2 separate regions of the Homo sapiens genome follow, and region 1 is linked to region 2. Evidence: read pairs that join two places in POLR2A ChIA-PET (ENCODE). Cell type or tissue: PC-9. All regions are shown on one strand. Links, peaks and the distances in the headings refer to the core of each region. The heading gives the core; the rest is flanking DNA. Region 1 overlaps LOC124903006 (a long non-coding RNA gene). Region 2 overlaps LOC105369958 (a long non-coding RNA gene).

Region 1 (5,378 bases), core at 75-5,074, 69 kb before region 2:
TGGGTGCTGTTCTTTTTCTCATTTTCACTTCATACACTTTCCCTGGTCAATTTGAGCATCTCTAGCCTTGAGAAGAGATGGGACTGAGAAAACAAAAACCAGGCGATGTGTAACTTTTTTTATTTCCAAAATAGTTTCTTGAGATTCAAAAAGGAAGGTGTTAGGGCAGAAAAGTGCAGAGTTTAAGCTATAGCCATAAAAAACTGGAAAGAGCATGGGAGGAAAGACAAGCTCATTCCTGTGTCACCTGGCCTGACAGGGGAACAACTAGACCAGAGGTATGACGTTACAGGAGATGGGAATTGGGTGAGGAGCACTGGAATGAAGAGGGCCAAAGCTGGCTTAAATAGGGAGAGTGGGGAAGCCATAGGAATCTGCTGGTCAGTGCCTGGAAGGCTTCCAACCATATAAATGCAGGTTATAGTCTACCCCATATAAATGAGCACTCCAAGTCAACTGGGTAAAGAAGCCAGCTTAGCTATATATATCTATATATCACCTGCGACTTGCTCATAGATCATACAGAAGAAAGTCATCTGCTGTGACTTGAGATTTATCTAAGCCCCATCAAACTCTTCTTGTAGCATACCCCCATTTTCTCAGTGACCTGAGACACTTATAAACCTCACAGAAACCAAGGGTAGGATGGGAGAGAAAGCCCCCGAAATGGGCCCTAATAAAGGCTGGGCAATGGGGAAATACACTCTTGTTAAAACGTAGAAAATGTTCAAGTCACCCTATCTATTATAGTCAAGATTTTGGTATCCAGAGTGAGCAATACCAAATCTGCAGTCCTCCTGGTTACATCTTGACACCACTGAGTCACACACTGCACATGCCCAAGATGCATGCATGGGTCTACTATGGACATGCAACGTGAAGGCCAGTTGGCCTGGGCTGGTAAAGGAAGCTTGGTCTTCTCAGCCTCTCTGAAATCTCCGCCTTTTACAACTATCCAGTTAACCAAGTATTTTTGGATGCCTACTGGGTGCCCAGTTGCTGAGGATACAGAGATAAGCAAACTACAGCCCCTGTCCTCAAGGGTGGAGAAGCTATAGGCAACTTCACAGAGCTCACAGTCCTCCACAAATAGCCATGTTTTGAGAGCCAACTCCAGGTCGGGCTCCATGCTAAGTGCCTGACATGGGACATATCACTTAATCCTTAAAATATTCCAGTGAGAAACTGAGCCTCAGAGTGTGTCAGTAATTTGCTCAAGGTCACGCAGCTGGAGTGATGATAAGCTTATGGAGAAGTGGTTCGACCTCTTCTTGCCAGAGGAGATATAAAGAATTAAAAAGTCATTTTCTCCTTTTCTGAACCAATAGCCAAGGAAAACATTTAATATAACTTCTGTTTTTGTTTGATTGATTTGGTTTGGTGCTTTTCTTTCTTTTCTTGTCTTTGTTTCTTTTTCTTTCTCTCAGGAGAGGGGAGGTGGCTCTCACCTGTAAGGTGAAGTGTGGTGAGGTGCAGTGTCTCACCTGTAATCCCAGGACTTTGGGAGGCTGAGGTGGGAGGACCACTGGAGGCCAGGAGTTTGAGACAAGCCTGGGCAACAGAGTGAGACCCCATCTCTTAAAAAAAAATAAATTAGCCAGGCGTGGTGGCACGTGCCTATAGTCCCAGCTACCCAGGAGGCTGAGGTGAGCGGATCGCTTGAGCCCAGGAGGTTGAGGCTGCAGTGAACCAAGAATGCACCACTGCATTCCAGCGTGGGCAACAGAGCAAGACCCTGTCCTCAAATAAAAAATAAATAATACATAATTTAAAAAAAGAAAGACAGAGGAGAGGTGACTCAAACTGAGATGTTATGTGTTTTCCTTGAGATTGGGGAAGAAACCGTGGTTTAAAAGTCTCTGATAGTGGAGACCTACGGCACCAGATAGTGGATAATGAAGCTTGGGCCTAGGGATAACACAAGGTCACAAGCTGTGGGAGCCTCTTCCCAGACCCCCTGGCCCAGGGTTGGGATAGAGGAAGATGAGGAGCCCCTTCAAAATGGTACTTTGCAGGCAATGAGCAATTATTTCTTCATAGTGGACCCAAGGCCAGGAAGGTGCCTTTAGATCTTGCTGAATTACCTAATTCCCAGGGCTTCCTTATGCCCCCAAAAAAGAAAGAAAGAACCCCTCACTGCCCCCCCTGCCCCATCAAAAAAGACATAACTAAGAATGGGTTGCCTGCCAGCCCTGGCAGGTGGAGAACGAAGCCAGATTTATTTGCTTTAGAAAAATAAAGAAAACGTGACGCTGCTCACACCCAAGTGTCTCAGAGCAAATCCGCACAGGTTCCAGCTGGTGCTGGGAATTTCATGCACCCAACCTCCCTCAAAAGAACACAGGGCTTCGTGGGCCTCTGCCCCATTAAAGAACGACTCTTTCCCCACTAAAACCATCACTTCTGGCTCGGCATTGATGAAGGCACAACGCAGCTGGCGAAAGTACAATAATTAACTCGAGCGCTCCTGAAAGACGATCACAATAATTTATATTTCTCCACCGCCCTCCATCCCCCTACGAGCTTTCCAGATTTTATGGCCATGACTCACCTCCGCTACCGCTGTGGGGCAGCTCCAAGGGAGCGGGCTCACTCACACCACACCGCAGTTTAGGCAGAATATTAAAAAAAAAAAAAAAAAAAACCAGCTAATTACAAGTGAAATGCTCCCTGTCACAAGCAGGCCAGCTGACTTCATGCCTGGGCGGCAGAACGCAGAACTGCGATAAAACTCCCAAGTTGGTCCTTATATTTTTTAAAAGTCAGATTGCTCAGCCATGATCTCACAGCCCTGCACCCCAGCCAGTGGCCCTGAGCCAGTCTTTGAAATATGACCTCAGACAAGGCTGGTGACGGAGTGGCCCTTTCTGGCAGGGTTCATCTTAAGTCAGTTTTCCTATAAGGCCTCGTCCTTCTTGGGCTGCCTGAGAAGGCCCGTGTGCCCCCTCCATACTCCCCAGCACCAAATACTTGCTTGACCCAATGGCGAGGCCACCTACAGTCTGATGGCAGTGCCACACTTTCTCCCGGCAATCCACCCTTCTCTCTACTCCTGCACATTTCTGTCTGTACTAGACACTTGGCTCTTATCCACACTCACTCCTGTAGTGTGATTCAACTCCATTCAATCAGCAAATGTCTACTTGCAGGCATGATAGCATCGTGGCTGAGAACACAGCATTTGAATTAAGAAATAATATGGCTTTGTATTCCACATCTCTCCATTACTAGCTGCATGAACGTGGGCAAGTAATTTAATCTGAGCCTCATTTTCTCATTTGTAAAGAGAAGGAAAATGACATGTACCCCACGTGGCTCTTGATGTAGGAATCAATGCATGACACAATGGTGAAGGCCACAAATTGTAGATTACACCCTACCAGCAACAATGACGGTCTTCTGGGTGGAGTGGACATTCATGCAGGAATCCTTTACATTTCAAAGCAGTGCTCTGGTTCAGTGATCCAGATGACTAATGTTTTCTGATGCTTCCAGGCTTTAGGGTCCTGAAATTCCTTTGGAAGACATTCTGGGGACTCTTTCGTATCTGTACATGACCAAAATGTTCCATGAAGATAATGTAAGAAAGAAGAGAGAGTCCTAGCATCAGCTCATACTCTCAAATTATATCATTTTCCTTTGGGAGTTAATAGAGAGGGCACTGCAATCCAGCTTCCCAGATTCTCCCAGTTCAGCCTTACTTGATGTATAAGAACTCAGGAGTCTGCCTGGTATGGAAGACTGACCAAGCACTAGATTTGCAGCCAGGAACTCTGGATTTAAGTCCCAGCTCTGCCACTTTCTAACTGTGCGATCTTCAGGAAGTCATTCACCCTCTGTGAGTCCCATTTTCTTTCTCTGTATACAAAGTCTCTCATCCATGCTCACTGTGAGGATCATATATAAAAATGGGAGAAAGAGCACGTTATGTAATACTAAGTAGGAGAAACAAACTGTCTGGTAGCACGTACTCCCCTGCAAAGAAATCACCACCTGCCTCAGTATCTCTATTTAAATCAACAATTGCTGTGCTAGGCATCGAACCAGAGGAACTAAAAGGAAGGATTTTAGCATTCTTCCCCAAGAATCTCTCAGACAGGATGAGAAATCTATCCCAGATGCCATCTGGGTTCCCCCAAGCCACTCTGCAAAAGAAATGGCATTGAACTCATCAGAAACTACACTCGTCACCTTTCATGGGAACCAAGGCATCTCCACAGTCCCTGCAGGCAGCTGACAGGTGGGCTCTTCATGTTTCTTTGGCCCACCCACTCCTAGGTCACCTGGGATGCCACCGACCCATGAGTCAATGTTTTCTCTGGTTCTACAGAAATTCTTCTTGCTTCAAGAATTTTATCTTTACTGAAGATTTGGAGAATCCCAGGAAGAAGGAACATTAAGCGGGACACATCATATTTTGCCATCTCCCTGGTTGCTCCTCCATCCCCTGCCACTCAAGTGCAACCACAGACACCCACTTGGGTTGTGTCAGGTGTCCTCATCTCAGCTCTACCGGACTCAGCATCTGCTGCTGGAGAGAACTCACATTCTCGACAAACATGGCTGACATTCTCATGTCAGGGTCTAAAAAAGTAAAGCTCCCTCAGTAATATCACAAAAAAAATCAAGAACTCCTAGAGTATCAATCTGAATGTAAGTATCATGCAAAAGGTGTAAGATCAGGGGTACAAATTGCAGAGGTGATATCGAGTTCCCAGCTGATTGTGGCATCAGGGACTACCTCTTAACTGGGTGTTGAAGAGCAGGGCAAATCCAGCATCCTCAACAGCAGGAACAGCATGAGCAAAAGCTCAGAGGCAGGGAGACACCAGATACGTTCAGGGAGCAGTGAGTGGACAAGCTGGCTGCTGCCTGGCAGATGGAAGCTACGAAGGTAGAGAGGGCCAGTAGCAGAGAGCTCAAAATGCCAGCAAAAGGGGTCCGCACTATTTTCTCCTAGAGTCCTTCTATTTTTCAGCTGGATCTCTGAGTATGCCAGATGGAGTGTGAAGAGGAGAAGCAGGAGTCAGAGATACCGATGAGGAAGTTACACCAACCACCCCAAAATGCAAAGTAAGGACCTAGAACTGGAAGCGGGGCAGGAGTAAAGGAAAGAAAATGATGGGAGTTGGAGAAAACAAAACACAGGACCTGGGAGACCTGGCTTCTGAGTAGAGGAATAGGATAAGAAAAAGGAAAAGCAAAGGCAAACCTGGGGTTTCAAGCCTAAGTAGGGAGAGAAATGCGGACATTGGGAAGGTATCAGTTTGAGGAGAGAAAAGATGAATCCTGATATGTGGCAGTAGGAAGGCTGGAGAGAACCTTTCTCCCACATCCTCTGCTGACTCCTAAAGGCCTATGCTCAGGACCTTGATCAA
Region 2 (5,378 bases), core at 118-5,117:
TATATTATCTTAAATGAGTCACTCAATCTCACTCATATTCTTGAGCATGTATAAAAAGAGGGAGTCAGCCTAAATCATTGGGAAAGCCCTCTCCAGCTTTATTCTTCTTACTGAATGCGTCCTACCTTACACTTTCTATTGACCTGTCTTGCTGTCAGGTTACTTGGGCAAGTCATTTTACCACTCTTGGCTTAGTTTTCTCATTGCAGGTCAGAAGCACATACTGGGTTCCTATCACATGTCAAGTACTAGAGATACAAAGGTTAATGTGGTAGACTGCATTCTTGGTCCCAGTTTGCCCTTTGCCATGTGACTTTACACTTCTTTCCACTTAAGGGGCAGGGTACATTTTCCTGCTCCTTGAACTTGGGTTTGGCCATGCAACTTGCTTTGGCCAGTGGAATACAAGAAAAGTGAGGGAATGCTAGTTCCAAGCCTGGGCCTTTTAGGCCTGTGTGTTTTTCTGTTTTCCCTATAGCAGCTCTGCCATCATTGCAAGAAGAGCATCCCAAGCAAGGTTAGGCTGTTGGTCCAAGGAGAAAGGTCAGAGAAACATGGAGCAGAGCAGGGTCTTCCCACTGAGCCCAGGCTCCATCAGCAGCCCTTGGCCAACACCCAGCTGTTTGAGCTAAAAAGTGCTAACCATTGTATACCTCTGCGGTTGTATGCTTATTTGTTATGCAGCATGATTGTGGCAATAACTAACTGATACAGTGAGTTGTGAAGGAATGATTCATGAATGAAGAAACCAAAGGGCATTTAAACTGAGTCTCAAAAGGCATATAGAAATAAGCCAGATTTGGCAAGGAGAGATTCCAGGCATGGAGAGAACAAAGGCATGGAGATTCAAGAGAGCAAGGCAAGGCTGGGGAGTAACAAGGTGACCCCAAGAAGATCCAAGAATGCCTGTGGAGAAGACAGAACTTGAATGACCTAGTTATTTGAGAGAATTGTAATAGGCCCTTCCAGCTATACAATTCTACTTTCTATGATTCTGCTGGCTTCACTCAGTATGTCAGAACTTGACATGGAGCTTCCTACACTTTCATCATCAAAAGCCTTTAATTCTGTTTAGTTTATCAGAGCAAGATCAAAGCGAGGGGCTGCTGCTTCTCCAAGAGGTCCTACTGACAATCTTTCCAGGTTTTTGCACAGGCATTCCCTGGTCTGTCTCATTTGTCTTTTAGAGTACATCTTCCCCCAGCTTGCAGGTCTCTACCAGTGTTCTTAGCACCTTATCTTTTCCTCATTGTGGCATTTATCTCCCTGTTTTGTAATTGCCAGTTTACTTATTTTCCCCCACTAACGTTCAGCCTCTTAACCATAGGGACTAGTGTCTCATCCACTCTTGTAATGGAAGCCCCTTACACACACAGTGCCTGCACTGGAGCAAGAACTCCATACACATTTGTTGAAATGGTCTGGGTGGGCCTGAAGCTCCCACCGAGAGCAGCCTCTGATGTCGACCTGGGTTCATAGCATTATCTAGCCTGCTCCTTTTTTTTTTTTTTTTTTTGTGATGGAGTCTCGTTCTGTCACCTATGCTGGCATGCAGTGGCATGATCTCGGCTCACTGCAACCTCCACCTCGCAGATTCAAGCGATTCTCCTGCCTCAGCCTCCTGAGTAGCTGGGACTACAGGTGCACGCCACCACACCCAGCTAATTTTTGTATTTTTAGTGGAGATGGGGTTCCACCATGTTGGCCAGGATGGTCTCAATCTCTTGACCTCCTGATCCACCTGCCTCGGCCTCCCAAAGTGCTGGAATTACAGGCGTGAGCCACCGCACCCAGCCTAGCCTGCTCTTTAAATAGACCAAATATTTATTGCCCTTCTTAAATAGTTTTAAAACAATACAACTCAAAATAAAGTTTGACGGTGGTGGCTTCCCATAGGAAAGAAAACAATATTTTTCTAGAGAAATCCACAGATTATTAGTAGCATGAGCCAGGAGTTCATGTAATCTCCGCAAGGACCCTCTGAGATGTTGCTTGCCATTTTGACAGCCAAAAAACAGAGCCTCAGAAGAATCTGAGTAATCACCCAAGTCTCACTGCTAGTAAGTGGCAAAGCTGGGGTGCAACCAAGGCCCAAATCAGAAGCTTCCCATTTATTACTCTTAATGGCAAAACCATAATTACTTTTGCACCAACCTAGTATATGCCTCTGTCTTGGGGCTAATGGCCATGCTCACAGGATACCCTTGCCTGGAGAAGGAAGGCCTCAGTGAGAAAACTTCCTACTTATCTGGCCCTTAAAAACAATTTCGAGACCATCTCCCTCAATAGTTTCATTAAAGAAGGGGAGGAAAGCACATAGCAAATTGAAGAGTGGCAGGGTCTCTAAAAGTCAAATTTCTGCCATTCTTGCTTTGGGGGTTGTGAAATCCCTGGTGACCTATAGCAGATCCCTGCATTCCAGCAAGTGCGTAATGAAAACAGCCTGGTCTCTCTATGTGGGTCTACAAGAGTGCAGAGCTCTCCCCAAAGTCAAGAGTTATGTTATTTCTCAGCCACTCACAGAAAGTCAAATCAGGCTGCCTCCGGAAAAAGTGAGGGGCCACCATGGAGGACGTCCTTCCTTTGAGCCAGATTCCCATCCCGTGAAACTCCATGTGAGATGCCCTTGGGAATCATTCATTGTTTGGAATTTAAACATCTCATACTTTTCCTAGACGTGGAGAAAGTATTTTTTAGGTATGCCAAGAATTAACCAGCAAGGGCATCCATTTAATTGTATTTGAAACAGAAGCTAATGTTGTTAGCGCACCAGCCACGTTTGCCGATAGCATGAGGCAAAGAAGGACAGTCGGGGGAAATTATAAAAATATTTGAGAGGAGAACCTACTTTAAGCAGAAGTACCTGGGGACAAAAGTGCTAAAATGGTCATTGTTATACTGCATTCATCTTTTTGTTAGCAGGCAAGAAACCTCACTTTCTGTCTACATTCACTGTATTGTTGCGACACCTTTGATCTCCCAAATCAGCAAGAATCCCAAAGGGAAGCTAGCAGTGGTTTTGATTATTATCTTTAAAGTCTAAAATTCCTTAGGTGAAATTCAGTATGAAACGCATCCATGCAATGGGGAAGGTGAGTGGCTGTGTCAACATCTGGGTCTTATTAAGGAGCAGCTATTTTCACTAGGCAGTGAACTGGAGAAACCAAATTCCTTGATAAAGCTAGAAATTTCCAGGAACTGCTTGTAAAAGGCATTTCTTCTGTCTGGTTATTTTGTATAACACACAGCACTGTGAGTTCCTGCCCAGCCAAGCCTTGGGGATAAAAGGCATTATCTATTTGTCGAGTTGTCTCTAAAGCTTTAATGCTCTGGTTCACTGTTTGGTTTTGACCTTTGTAGAACACTATGCAATTTACAACACCTTTCCACATACCTCCTGCCTTTTGATCTCCATAGCAGCCCTGAGAAGGGGCAGAGGCAGATGCTGTCCTCATTTTACAGTTGGAGAAACTGAGGCCGAGAGAGATTCTGTGATTTGGGCAAAGCTGGTGAGACAGTGCTTACCTTCAGTGAGCAGGTGAATCATCTGGAGATCTAAGTAAGATGAAGATTCTGATCCAGTCAGTCTGGGGTGGAGCTCAGATCCTGTATTTCTAACAGCTCCCAAGTGAGGCTAAGGCTGTTGGTCCGTGGACCACACTTTAAGTAGCAAAAAGATGAGAGGCAGATTCAGGGCTCAAAATGGAGTCTTGAGTTTCCAAGCTATTATACTAAATCATGTTGCTTATGTAAATATTGAGGTGTAAGTTCTACAGAGCCTAACTCTCTGGGTTTAAAACCTACCACTGGCACCTGTTAGCCTTACGCAGTTGTCCTAATCTCTCTATGCATCCTTTTATCATCTGCAAAAAGGAGGTGGGGACAGGGAAATGGTAACAACATTCCACAGGATTGTTACTGAGAATTAAAGGCAATAATGCATTAAAACAGAACAGCATCTGGCACGTAGTACGAGCTTAGTAAACGTTACCTTTTTTTTATTACTTATTAACCAGGTTATAGTCAAGCCCTAATTGCAGAGTCTCTCTCAGAGCCTCAGTTTGCTAATCTGCAAAATAAGAAAAATAAAAGATAATTCCTAGGTTCCTCAGAAAACCAAGCAATCCCACTTTGGGGTGTATAATCCAAAAGAAAGGAACTTAATATGATAAAGAAATATCTACACTCCCACATTTATTTGGCTATTCACAATAGTCAAAATATGGAAGCAACCTACATGTCCATTATCAATGAATGGATTAAAAAAAAGTAATATGCTGACACAATTGAATTCTATGCAGCCTTTTAAAAGGAGGAAATTCTGTCATTTGTGAAAACACAGATGAACCTGGGGAACATCAGGCTAAGTGAAATAAACCAGACATAGAAAAATGAATACTGCATGATGTCCATCACTTACGTGTAGCATTTTAAAAAGTCAAATTCATAGAAGTATACAGAAGAATGGTGGTTACCAGGAGCTGGGGGACGAGGGCGAATGGAGAAAGGGGATATGTTGGTCAAAAGACACAGAATTTCAGTTAGACAGGAGGAATAAGCTTTCAGGATCTTTTGCACAGAATGGTGATTATAATAAATAATAATGTACTGTATATTTCAAAATTACTAAAATAGTAGATTTTAGATGTTTTCACCAAAAAAAGATATGTGAGGTGATGAAATTGTTAATTAGCTTGATTTAGTCATTTCATAATATAAACATATATCAAAACATCACATCATATCCCATAAATATATAGTACTTATAATTATTTGTCAATTAAAAATAAAATTTACAGGCTGGGCACAGTGGCTCACACCTATAATCCTTTGGGAGGCCAAGGTGGGAGGGTCACTTGAGGTCAGGAGTTTGAGACCAGCCTGGTCAACATGGCAAAACTCCATCTCTACTAAAAATAGAAAAATTAGCAGGGCATGGTGGCAGGTTCCTATAATCCCAGCTACTTGGGAGGCTGAGGCAGGAGAATCACTTGAACCCAGGAGGTGGAGGTTGCACTGAGCTGAGATCACACCACTGCACTCCAGCCTGGGCATCAGAGCAAGACTCCATCTCAAAAAAATAATAATAAAGTAAAATTTATAAAAGTCAGCTCCTAGGAGGTGTTGTGAAGAACAAAAAATATAATGAATATAAAGTTGTTTGTAATGATTCATGCCACATGCACACAAAAATTGTTGTTGTTGAATCTGCTCAGGCTCTTGTAGCCCAGAGTATCTAAGATGCCACTCACAGGGCAGGTTTGTGAGGTCACTGAACTTGCTAATAACTGTACAAAACCTGTTACCCTTTCCCCCACCCAAAGAGCTTCAGTTCCTTGAAGAGTCTTATGCCTCTTTGCAACCATGGTGTTTAGCAT

The links. ChIA-PET counts read pairs that join two places held together with the same protein. Peaks named below come from ENCODE experiments on the same cell type or tissue, not always from the same donor. Only the 100,000 strongest peaks of a DNase experiment are listed, where the experiment ranks them.
Region 1: POLR2A ChIA-PET joins it to region 2 with 16 read pairs; 3 of 35 experiments call an interaction of 5 or more read pairs at or near these places.

Annotation. Positions count from the first base shown.
Region 1 is chr12:105,559,762-105,565,139 of GRCh38, reverse strand. LOC124903006 (a long non-coding RNA gene) reads right to left here. Exons shown (of 2, transcript XR_007063439.1): 1 at 3,381-5,378. Among named protein-coding and RNA genes, the nearest start is that of CASC18, 140 kb to the left of the region's middle. RefSeq lists an enhancer at 2,662-3,441. In PC-9, for the core only: no CTCF peak of the experiment used is centred there; DNase peaks (open chromatin) are centred at 2,619 and 3,089; H3K4me3 peaks cover 1,332 bases; H3K27ac peaks cover 1,588 bases.
Region 2 is chr12:105,490,577-105,495,954 of GRCh38, reverse strand. It overlaps LOC105369958 (a long non-coding RNA gene), which reads right to left. Exons shown (of 6, transcript XR_007063438.1): 1 at 3,526-5,378. Among named protein-coding and RNA genes, the nearest start is that of C12orf75, 160 kb to the right of the region's middle. In PC-9, for the core only: no CTCF peak of the experiment used is centred there; a DNase peak (open chromatin) is centred at 3,064.